Regions from separate parts of the Homo sapiens genome. Here region 2 is linked to region 1. A link is a contact called in ENCODE Hi-C or POLR2A ChIA-PET data. All regions are on one chromosome and are shown on one strand. The core of a region is the stretch at or near the end of the contact, and the rest is flanking DNA. Distances in the headings are between cores, read along the strand shown.

Region 1 (6,225 bases), core at 2,529-5,028:
TTTTGTGTGTTTGTCTACATTAGGGATGTCTGTTCATGCTGGGAAGCTGAGCAGGAATCCTTTCTTTTCTACTTGCTCTGCAGAACGCCATGTGAAGGAGTATCCAGTCAATACTCTAAGGTAGTTAGGATTCCTACAGAAACAAGGGAATGGACTGTACAAAAATAACCGAAGGATCAAATATAGACATGCTGAGCTCTGGAATATGAATTCAAATGTGGCTCTTTGGCATTTGAAACCAGTACGATGTCCCAGAAGGATGAGGAAAACCCAGTCTGTAGAGTGCTTTTGTCAAGTCAGTCCCCAGCAGGGTTGGGTTAATGCTCTGAGGCTTCCTAAGGTGTAAGAGAAATATCAAACAGCCAAGCTTAGCAAGGTCCATCCTAAGGGAGGGGCATGAGTTCTCATGGATCAACTGAAATGCTCATAGTTCCTTTACCAGTAATGACTTAGGCACTGGCCCCCAAATGTGAGGACAATTCTTACTGTGAGGACAATCAGATAGCTCACATGGACTGTGTCTCCTGATAAGCCTTCATGACAGTTTGATGCCTGGTTATATGACAATGGATGTTGTGATTCTGAGATTTCTTACATGTTTGTCTTTCAGAGTGCTTCCTAGTTACCAAGATATGCAGTCTCAGCCAACTCTTTAAAAACTAAAGTTAATTTATTCAATTGGAAATAAGCACCATCTAAGGCATTGAGAGATAAAGCCATGAAGAAAAACCCCATAGATTCTTGCTTTCAAGTCTCAGACATTCTTGTAGGTGGTGAGGGGAAATGCATAATTAATAAGTTATTGCCTAGATAGTATAATAAATGGTGATAAGCACTAAGAAAAATAAAGGCAAGAAGGGCTTAGAAAGTGTAGGGAGGGTTGACTTTGATTGTCTTAAAATATTCAGGTGTTTAGCAGTACACAGACACAATTTTTGATGTCTTGGTGATTATTTTCAAGTTATATTCAGTTTGGGTGAATAATATGAGATTTTCATAACACATAATTTTCAAAGCACTTTCATGTTTATTATTTCCACAAACTTTGCCTTCACCAGTCTCATGTAGATAACTATCTTGCTCCATTCAGGCTCAGATTTGAACTATATTAAAGGTAGTCTTTACAATGTATTTAGGTGATTACTGAAAAAATGCTGTGTTCCACCTTATGACTGTCTCATAGTGAACTGCATCAAGCATTCCTTCAGGAAGCCTAAGAATGAGACATCTCCCCAATGGCCTGGTGGATTGTTAAGAAGCTCTGGAGTAGGGAGTTGTTGAACACATCGGCATGCCAGTGTTCTATTACATGGCCTGGGATATTTTTGAGGATAATCTTCTTCCTCCTTCATGGATTTGGATCATGTAAGTGACAGAGAGACCCTGCAGACCATCACAGTCACATATGTGTGGACATTTCACAATGATTGTCATGCCCAGCCTCTGATACTCCAGCTCAGCTGTGCATTTCTCCTTGGTTGTCCTACTTTTCATATCAAATTCAACTTGTCTAAATGAAGCTCATCCTCCTCTGCTGGACCCTTTCCATCTGGCTTTTCCTTTCGAATCTTAAATCTTGGAGGATTCTTTACATCCCCTACCACACCTCCCCACCAACCTAATTAGAAATCTGCTCATTTTCCTGTCCTTTCTTCTAATTGCCTGTGGGCCAGTTCAGGACTTACAAACTCTGAACACACATGTGGTGAATGGTGATAGTCTCCACCTCTCTGGTCACCTCAATGTCAATTTCAATCTTCTGTTCCTTCTGTTTGGCCTCCCATCCTCTGTGGGCATAAACCTCATGCCCTAATTAGACCAATCTGAAAATGCCTGGCAGGTTTCCATTTTCTGTGCGCTTTGCTTATCACCCCTCCTGCTGGTCCCCAGTTAGGAGAATAAATTTCCCTTCTCTCTGTCCTCTCTAAATTTGACTCATCTTTCAAGATCTTGCTCAAATACAGCCTTCTCAAAGATAGGGTTGCTAGATAAAGTACAGAACACTCAGTGACATGTGAATTTCAGATAAACAAATACTTTTTTTTTTTTTTACTATAGGTATTTCTTAAACATTGCATGGGACATGTACTAAGAAAGCATTTGTTGCTTATCTGAAATTGAAATTTAACTAGGCATCTTATATTGTAATTTGCTGTATCTGGCAACTCTTCTCCATGAAGTACTCTTTGACTACTCTGTCCTTCACAGAGCTTGGTTTTCGTCTCAGTGCAGGGCCTGCAGCACTTACAACCTTGAATCTTTTTACAAGAAAGTAGAGTGTAACTAGAAAATTAAAAATGAGCACTGGAGCCAGGTGCAGTGGCTCATGTCTATAATCCCAGCACTTTGGGAGGCTGAGGTGGGAGGATCTCTTGACTCCAGGAGTTTGAGACCAGCTTGGGCAACATAGGGAGAACCTGTCTCTACAAAAAATAAAAATTCAGCCAAGCATGGTATGTATGCCTGTGGTTTCAACTACTTGGGAGGTTGAGATGGGAAGATCACCTGAGCCCAGGAGGTTGAGGTTGCAGTGTGACATGATCACACCACTGCACTCCAGCCTGGGCGACAGAGTGCGATCCTGTCTCAAAATAAATAAATAAATAAATAAATAAATAAATAAATAAAGCACTGTTTTTATTCTTTAATTCAGATGTTACTGAAAATCTACTATGTTCCAGGAAGGGTGTAAGGCAGTATGGACACAAGGATAAAGCATGGTCTTTGTTCTCAAGAATCACCTAGTGCAGCAGGCCCCACCAGCACACAATTATGTAGTAGCATATTGGTAGCCACTGGTGTTCACTATGCTTGCATAAGCTTGAACTTGAAGGATGACTAGATGTGGGGGAGCCAGGACGAAGGTCATTTTGGGCTGAGAGAGAAATATGTGCAAAGGCCCGGATGAGGGAGAAATTATGGAATGACCAGGAATTTGAAAGAAATTCATTGTCACTTGAGGGGGAGTGTGAGTCGTATAAGATAACGCAGTGGTATGTCTGCAGGTATGCTTGTTAAACATTTACCAGCATATCCCTGAAGATGAGGTTTGGAAGGTGGACAAAAAACCAGATCATGAAGATGTTGCATGTCATGCTCAGGAGGCTGAGTTTTATCCTGAAAGCCATGGAGAGCTATTGGACCATTTAGGGTAGAGGCACGCTCAGATTTAGGTTTAGAAAGATAACTCAGAGAATGGACAAGATTGGCATCAGGGAGACAAACTGACAGGCAGCTGCGGTGGTCAGGCCAGAGCTATTGAGGGTGGTGGCATTGGGGTGGAGGCAAAACATTCAAGAGATGCTAAGGGTGTATCATCAACAGGGCCCAGTGGCCAAGTTGGATATGCATGGTGATAAAGGGGGAGACCTGGTCTTTTCTGGCTTGGGCAACTGTGGGGATAGCAGACACATGCCTCAAGTTAGAGGATATGGAAAGATAAGCAGGCTATGGGCATGAGGATTATGAGGAGCTCTGTCTAAACTTGTTTTATCTCATATTTGGCATTTACTATATTTTTTGTTGTATTTTGTTACTCATCCTTTTAGGTGGACTCTGATCCTTCTGAGGTCCTGGATCAGATTAACCAACGTGGGTATGCCCCGCACCTTTCACTCATTACCACCCCTCAAAAGGTCACTTTGCCAAACATGAGTACATGGCCCCCACGCTAAGCCTGTGAGCAGCTGCAAGCCATATCATCTGCACAGTTGAGCACGGCAGGAACTTTGAACCAGGACCCAATTTCACCCTGAGGATGTGCTTCTCCTCTGAGGGGAGCAAAGCCCCTGGCTTGACCTGGCTCCCTTCTGGGAGGGAGGACCACGTCTCAATTTGACAGCAGGAGGCTGTAGGTCAGTGGGGTGATGACCTGGCCCTGGGAGACCTGCTCTTTCTCTCAGCAGAACCCCATAAATCCTTCAAAAGGAAGTAAGTAATTCCCTCGGGATCAAGAGAGCCCTCCGCATTCTTGAAATAAATGAAGGCAAAATGTACAGGGATTTCTGAGAAAAGTAAATGTGGTGTGAGCATGATCCCTGGGTGTTACTATGCACAGAAAAGGCTTTTTTTTTTTTTTTTTCCCCTCTCCTGAATGGTGTTCTTTGCTCTCAAGTGAACTCATGCACTGGATTTGGTCCAAGTACATTTTGTTTCTTGATTTCCAGCCAGGCTTCTCTCAGTTGTGATGCATTCTCTTCTTTGCTTCCCTCCTTCCCCAGTCCTGTTCTCTCTTTTTATAATGCTTTCAACTTTTCCATGTGACTGAACCAACACAGAGGAAAACCCACCAGCTTAGGTAGGGCTTCCACAAGAGTGGGGCCAGAGGGACTTCTTTGTGAACGGCCAGCCCCTCACGCAGCCCCGGCCTGCACGGCGAGGTTTGTCTGAGGCAGCTGAAGCAGAAAGCATTTGAACTCTGCCCTCTACCAAATGATTTCCAGATGTGTAAACCCCAGCCTCCCGCTGCACTCTGACTGTAGCCCTGCCAACGTACATCTGCAGATTCCTAGTGCACAGGAAACTTGAAAGAGTATCTTTACAACATCTGCTGTCTTTTCCCAGCTCTCCCTCTCTGCCTTCTCGGACTTTGCCCCGTATTTTATATCCTCTCTTCAACAAATCCATTAGAGAACTGCTGCACAGCCCTTCTTGGCTCACAGATGCCAGCTGTCTGTTTCACCCCAGAGCCTGTTCTTGGCTCTCTCAAGCACCACTAGAATCATTGACCGAAGCACCACTAGAATCATTAAAGAAGCTTATTGGGCTCATGGAGGGGAAAAAAAGGACCAAGTTTTCTCCATTGGATTGGTGCCAGTCTACAAGCTGCAAAGGGAGATTTAGCCATAAGGAGGTCAGAGCAGAGCCCTAAAGATGGAAACACGAGTTTGCATGGAGAGTTTGCCTGCTATACCTGAGAGAAGGTGAGGTCTGCTTATAGGGGGAACTTTTTTCCATGGACATTCAGTTTCTTGGAACAAACAAGGCAGGCTTCTGTAAAATGGGAAGTATTGATGTACAGAATGAGTTCCTTGCCTTCCCCTTCCCTAGGGCATGCTACCCATCAAGCTAAGAGGCCAGAAGAAGATCTTTTTATAATGTAACTCAAAGGAGGGGAGAAAAGAGCCAGAGACCCTTTTAGCATAATGGAGCAGATGATTTTTACTAAGGCGTGCACTCTCACCAGGGAAATGGCTTGATTGCTGTGTAAATAGATGCTTGACCTTCATCCTGCCATTCATCCATATGGACCCTAAACGCTCTCCAGCTCTATCCTAGGGGACATGGAATGGAGGCAAGTGTCAAAATCTTGGCAAGGAAAAGAGGGTGCACTATAGAAGGGAGCAGAGAATTGAATGGGCCTATGAGCTCAGGAGCCTTGGGGAGGAACAGTTATAGGTGAGAGGCCCCCACCTACATGGGACCTATGCCCTAAGCATGCAGGCCTACCTGGGAGGCAGTGAGCTAGCTGGGTTAGGGAAAACTGTTCCTTATTGCCACCCATGGTGGGTCTAGTGTGGCTTAAGAGGTGATTTTCTGGTCCCTGGTAAGACCGTCTCACCCTCTTATCTGCAGGACATAATAGTAAGTGGGTGACATTTATATTTTCGGCTTCAATAGTCCCAAACACTTTAGACAGACTGAGGCTCTCAGATGAAGCCCTATGACTTGGCTGACTTGCTGCCACAGTAGCCTCCCTATTTACAAAAACAAAATCCACCAAAACACATTGGCCTTGTACTTCAAGCAGGAAATATAAGAAAAACAAGGGGAAGAGATAAAGCAGGTTTTGGAATTCCTTTCCTTCACCCATATCTTTCCTTACAGGTTTTCCAAAGACATTGGAACACCCCTGTAGCCATAGTAGCTCTTTTTTAAAGAGGAGAGGAATCTGTAGATTCTTTCACATGAGGGTGGGTGAGTAAAAGTTAAGCAAACAATTCCCTTGTGCATGATTATTTAGCTTATGGTGAACCTATGGTTAACTGTGGAGCTCTGATACTCTGGCAACCTCCTAAGGGTAGAATGCAAACTCCATTTCTAGGCAGCATTGCTGATGATAAAAATGACCCCGATTGGTAGATTGCATCTGGACTGGGAGGAACCATAAACAAATCATAATATCTGCCAGGGACGCGATGCTTTGTGCTTCCCTGAAAGTGGTTACGTTTTTAAGGTGCATCTTGGGGCAATAAAAGCAATGTCTAGGGAGTTGTCTCAGGAGAT
Region 2 (5,923 bases), core at 2,934-5,433, 760 kb after region 1:
GCCAACATGGGGAAACCCCAGCTCTACTAAAACTACAAAAAGTAGCTGGGTATGATGGCACATGCCTGAAATCCCAGCTGCTCCAAAGACTGAGGCAAGAGAATCGCTTGAACCTTGGAGGCAGAAGTTTCAGGGAGCCAAAATTGTGTCCCTGCACTCCAGCCTGAGCAACAGAGTGAGGCTCTGTCTCAAAAAAAAGAAAAGAAAAAGAAACAGGGAGGAAGTATGTCTAGGCTGACTCAGTGCAACTCTCGACCAACTTAACTAAGGGGCCAGAGAGAAGGAAGCACCTAACAAGACAGCCACTCCTATTCAGATCACTTGTTTAGAGCGGATGATTGTTGTTTCCTGAAAGGAGTAAGGGGTAGCATAGACATGGTTACTATGGAAACTTTTAGTTGGGCAGCTTCTTCCATTTTTGTCTAGCTCTTTTCTGCATATTCCCTGTACCTCAGGCATATGAAGTCGACAAACTTGACATCTTGAGATGTGAAACCATAAAGCTACCAGCTCTACAGTCCTTCAGAAAGACCCTAGAGAGTTCTCAAGAACAAAGTACATGAGGTGGGTCCAGATTTAAAAGCAAAGAGAATACACAACGTAAAAGGAATTCATCCAGTTAGTCAACTATCAGATATTTATTACTTATTTATGTACTATGAGTTAGATACCATTGTAGGTAACAAAGCAAATAAGATCCATGAAATGATTTGGGGGCTGAAGTGATCTTGCTAAGAATTTATTTTCTTTCTTGCTCTTTCTTCTGCTTCTCTTCTTAACTCATGGTGGCCTGTGAGTGTACAGGTTTGACACAGTGGGCCTCAGGGTTTTAAAGTTGTGAATTTTTTCCACTGTCAATTATCCAAGTTTGTTCTCTTCCATGGCATCAAAATGCAACAAGCTCTTCAAGACTAGGCTTTGGACCAGGAGAGAGAACAAAGAACTCTCAAACCTGGAACAAATCCATGCTGGAAAACCATGCAAAGGTTACCAGTCACTAGGGTTTTTGTTTTGTTTTGTTTTTATCAAAGGTAAGAATTGAATTTAGGAGGAATTTCAAGAAGTTAAAGACCTTAGAATATGTGGTTCTGACTCCACACTGTTGCATTTCCCTTGGGACTCTGTCACCACCCCCATTATTCCCCTGAGAAAGAGTCCTCTTTAAAAGCCTGGATAAGCTCAGACAAAACCTTTAATAAATGTGAGTTGGCAAATGCTATTTGGGAACAACATGAAAAAAAGTAAATGTATCAGAAATAGCATTGGCTCTGAAGCTCATCAAAACTGTTGTAGCACTTCCTATCTGTGGGAGGCTGGAAAAGTCATTTATATTCTTTTAAATTCTTTTTTCTCTTCTGGAAAATAAGGGTAATAATACTTATCTTGGGCCAGGCATGGCAGCTTCTGCCTATAATTCCAATGTTTTGAAAGTCCTAGGTGGAAGGATCACTTGAGGCCAGGAGTTTGAAAGCAGCCTAGACTTCATAGCAAGACACCATCTCTACAAAAAATACATATACATTTTTCATTTATATATAAATAATATATAATATATAATTGTATATTTTAAATATATTTTTATAATATATAAAATATATATATATATTTAAAATATGTATTTTAGTCCCAGCTACTCAGGAGGCTGAGGCAGGAGGATCACTTGAGCCCAGGAGTTTTCAAGGTTACAGTGAGCTATGATCATGCCACTGCACTCCAGCGTAGGTTATAGAGCAAGACTCTATCTCTTAAAAATAAAAAAAATAAATAAATAAAATATAATACTTATCCCACAGGCTTATATTGAGGGTTAAATAAGATTTATTCACTTGACAAACGTATACTGAGTGCCTATTAAGTGTCAGACACTGTTTTAGATATAGCAATACATACATACACAAAAATCATACCTTTATGGAGCTTACATTCCAGTAAGGGAAGACAGACAATGAGCAATTAAATAGATAGAAAATTTGGGCTACATATATTTTACTTAATATTTGCTGCTATAACAAAATACCTGAGACTGGGTAGTTTATAAAGAACAAAAATTTATTCCTCACGGTTCTGGAGGCTGAGAAGTCCAAGATCATAGCACCAACATCTGGTAAGGACTTCTTACAGTGTCCTCACATGGCAGAAGAGCAGAAGAGAGCAAACCCAACCCCACAAGCCCTTTAGATCGTGGCATTAATCCATTAATGAGGGCAGAGCCCTCATGACCTAAACACCTCTTACTAGGCCCCACCTCCCAACACAGTTGCATTGGAAATTAAGTTTCCAACACATAAATTTGGGGTGACATATTCAGATCATAGCAATGTGTGTAGCCATGTCTAAGAAGAAGAAAAATATATATATACATATAATAATTAAAATATATATATATAATTACTATCTGAAAGCCACCTGCAATTTGTAACTGTTGCTCAAGAATGTGCTTTTGGAGGAAGTTGACGCTTTTGTCTGTGAAGAGCATTTCAAGGGGGATTTCATTATCCAAAGGAAAAGGCCAAATCCCATTTCACAACTAAGACATTTTGGAGAATGAGGAGCTAGACTTCTATGCACAATAATTAAGACATTAAGACAGGTCTGGGACATTAAGACAGGTTGAGGGAAACTTGGCCTAAGTCTAGTGAGTACAGAGTTGAGGGAGTGGGGACAGCCCCTGACCAGGGTAGCAGACTGGGGCTCAGGAGGAAGCAACCAATCACTGATCCTTTGTGAAGGAGCTTGGTTTGTGTTTCCAGGAGTAGGAATGTCTGATATATAGTCTGAATTTTCCATCTTGGCATTGTAATTGTCTTCTGTTATTCTCAAGCTATTTGTAAAGTTTTATCATACATTAAAAATTGGTAGGTAGTAACCATGCTTTCTGAGAAAAGGAGAAGAGTATTTGTTCATACCAAGAGTGCCTCAGGGTGGGGAGAAGCCAGAGGGCATTACAGAAATCAAAAAGTGTGAAGAGAAATGCCTGAAAGAGAAGTCTAATGTGAGAGATGACAAAAGCCAGATCAGAGGACTGAGGGTGCATTTTCTAGCAAGCACAAGATTACTAAGAAAGGGGAAACTCAGGAAGATGAGAACCTGTGGAATGGAGCATCGGGTTACATTTGTTGAGCATTTAAAAGAAACCCCAAAGGCAAGAGAATTTGGGAACTTTATGAGCACATATGTAACACTCTGGACACATAGTAGACACTCAATACATGTTCATTACCTTCCCTTCTTCCTTCTTCTTTATTTACATGATAAAATCATAAGAAAAAAATCAAAGATGTGAGAAAATATTCACCCGTCAAGGTAACGTGGAGCTACCAGAGTTAATTTGGATACAAGGCAATGTCAATTCACAATGTTTATAGAAATTTTCAAGGATTCTTGCTTCCTAACTTTCATTTTGCTGCCCCATGCAAATCCTTTTTTTCTTTTTGATACGTAAGAGTCAGTGTCCAAACATCCTTTTCTTTGTCCCTGTTCAGGCTTCAAGTGAATTCTCACTGGTCAATCACTTCAACATCTCAGCTCAGTTCCGGTTCCTGGTTGTAAATGTCCTCCCTCCACATAATTAAGCATTATATTTGATGACTTGCCTGGTCTTATCTCTAAGACCAATCTTGCTTTTTAAATACAGGATAGCCTGACCATATGACCTGTATCCAAAGAATACTTCAGTAAACACAACCATACAGCTAATGTGCCAATAACACTATTATCGGGGTGGTGGTTCCGATAGAGTGTAGTGAAAATTATATTTTCTTTCCCGGTGCTTCCCTTGGCTCTTTATCCTTCATTTAAATGTTTCTCAGTGAAGCAGCACAAAATTTGGTTTCTCTCCTTTCCAGTATTTCTTTTTCTGCTCCCTTTGGTTGTGAGTTACCATTTACAGGTAAGACTGGAGATGGAGTTTGGCTATAGTTGCATAATTTCATCTGTTTAGCCTCATCACGAAGCATGCTGGAAAGATCTTAAACGTGGTGCACATTTTGCAGGCTAGTAAATACCTTGTGGTACTTTAATTTACTTTATAGCTTTTTTCCAAGCCTGGTGCTTGTCTGCAAGGGAAGAGTCAGCTCTTCCTCTAAGTGACGGAAATAAGCCATTCTCAAGTAGAAGGAATGCATATTTAAATTTATGATAGCTGAACTTGGCTGCAACAGCCACATTCTTGTTCTGCTTGGAGCTTGGCAGGCCACCTAATACTTGTGCTTGGTCTGTAGACGAAGGAACTCTTTATTTTTCTTTGTTGGGATCTTACAAAGCTCAAAAATATATTTTCATTTGAGACTTTGATAGACCATACAAAGATGATGTGAACAGTCAAGTTTTGCCCAGCCTGACAAACCAGTGAAAAGAATGTATTTACAGTTTGTTTATGTTTCACTGCCATAAGACCGTCAAACATTTTCTTTATACAGAGGCTGATTTACAGTCAAACTCTAACAGCAAATTATTTTATTCTAGACTATCTGTTCAATTGGTTCAGTATAGAAGTCTGGTTTTAACAGAAATAATGTTTTTAAAAGCATATAGGCCCACAGTATAAGTGGTCTAGTTTAAAATCCAGAGATATTGCATTTATTTGGCTCAAGTCCACATCCTAAATCCTGGGGCAGAGTAGTGAATTAAACCAATCTTTCCTTCCATCTACCTCCACATATTCAAACACACTCACAAGAATGTTATCACAACATATCAGGAGGAAATTTTATTATAAGAAACACATGAGTCATCAGTATTCTGCAACCTGTCAAGATAGACTGTTTTTTAGACTTTAACTCATTTAATAAGTAGTCATTTAAACATCTATTATGTACCAGATTCTGGAGATACATGTAGTAGCAAGCCAAAAGACAAATTTTGTATAATCCTGGAGCATTCTACAGGGAGGGCAGGGAGTGGGTGTGAAGCAGGAAGGCAATAATCAGATGACTATGTAATATAAAGTTAGCTAGCGGTTACAGCTTGGAAGAAAAGTTAGTTTCCACAAGAATCAAATGGGCACTTGTTTAAAATGCAGATACGTGAGTCCACCCACACTGAACTGGAGTATTCATTCTAACACCTCACACTGTAACCTGGAAAGTGTCTCCAATGCTACTTCCAGTTTGGTGGAAGTCTGGTTCATCTAGACAGCCCTGGCAAGGGAAAGTAAAGCACCGTCCATTGCAGCCTGCCCTCCACATGGTCATCTATGCTTAGTGGGTAATGATTAGTCCGAACTGATGATCAACCAGTAGACTTTCTACCAGCCCCAGGCAGCTGCAGCTCTGTCTGAGACAGCAAATGCCTCTGGAAGTTAACTATGCCCTGTGCCCACTCATAAGGTTGCTATAGGCAGGGGTCACTTTAAAGAGAAGAAAGCAGAAGATGTTAGAGAGAAGCATTTATTATAGGAGGTGGGGAGGTGGGAAAGGTCAGTTAGATTCTCCTCCTAATAACACATGACCCAGATGTCCCAGATATCAGATCTATCCCAATCAAATGACAAGGTTTCTTGAAAGGGAAAGTAAATAGCCTGATCCATTATGTGAGCCTCAAATGGTATATGAATGTGCGAGCAAGACAGAAAGAGAGAGAGAGTAAAAACTACAGAGCCTCTTTAAGAGGGAGCAGCTTGTATCCTTAGAAGGACCACTGAGGTCAACAACAGGAAGAGTGAGAAGCTTAAACTTTTTATTTTTTGAGACAGGGTCTTGCTTTGTTGCCCAGGCTCAAGTATAGTAGCACCATCATGGCTCACTGCAGACTTGACCTCCTAAGCTATCCTCCCACCTCAGCCCCCCAGGTAGCTGGGACTGCAGGCGTGCACTACCACGCCCAGCTAATTTTTGAATTTTTTATAGTGATTAGGTCTTGCTGTTGCCCAGGCTGGTCTCAAAATCCTGAGCTCAAGCAATCCTCCCACCTTGGCCTCCCAAAG

The links. Hi-C counts contacts between places; a loop is a spot of excess contacts on that map. ChIA-PET counts read pairs that join two places held with the same protein, here RNA polymerase II (POLR2A). Pooled maps may share reads with other maps.
Region 2: a map of sigmoid colon shows a loop between it and region 1 (4-fold over the local background). The contact joins the enhancer-like site here to the promoter of TILRLS in region 1. A Hi-C loop is called at or near these places in 1 of 168 maps with a recorded cell type or tissue (sigmoid colon) and 4 of 50 pooled maps. POLR2A ChIA-PET finds 5 or more read pairs at or near these places in 1 of 52 experiments (MCF 10A).

What each region holds. Positions count from the first base shown.
Region 1 is chr5:67,264,244-67,270,468 of GRCh38, forward strand. TILRLS (TCL1A interacting lncRNA, retroperitoneal liposarcoma associated) reads left to right here and starts at 3,779. Exons shown (of 3, transcript NR_186086.1): 1 at 3,779-3,930; 2 at 5,050-5,293; 3 at 5,827-5,939.
Region 2 is chr5:68,023,634-68,029,556 of GRCh38, forward strand. No RefSeq gene overlaps it. Among named protein-coding and RNA genes, the nearest start is that of LINC02219, 160 kb to the right of the region's middle. Within about 2 kb of position 4,184, at least 6 of the 41 ENCODE cell types and tissues checked have a DNase peak (open chromatin) inside an H3K27ac peak, as active enhancers do.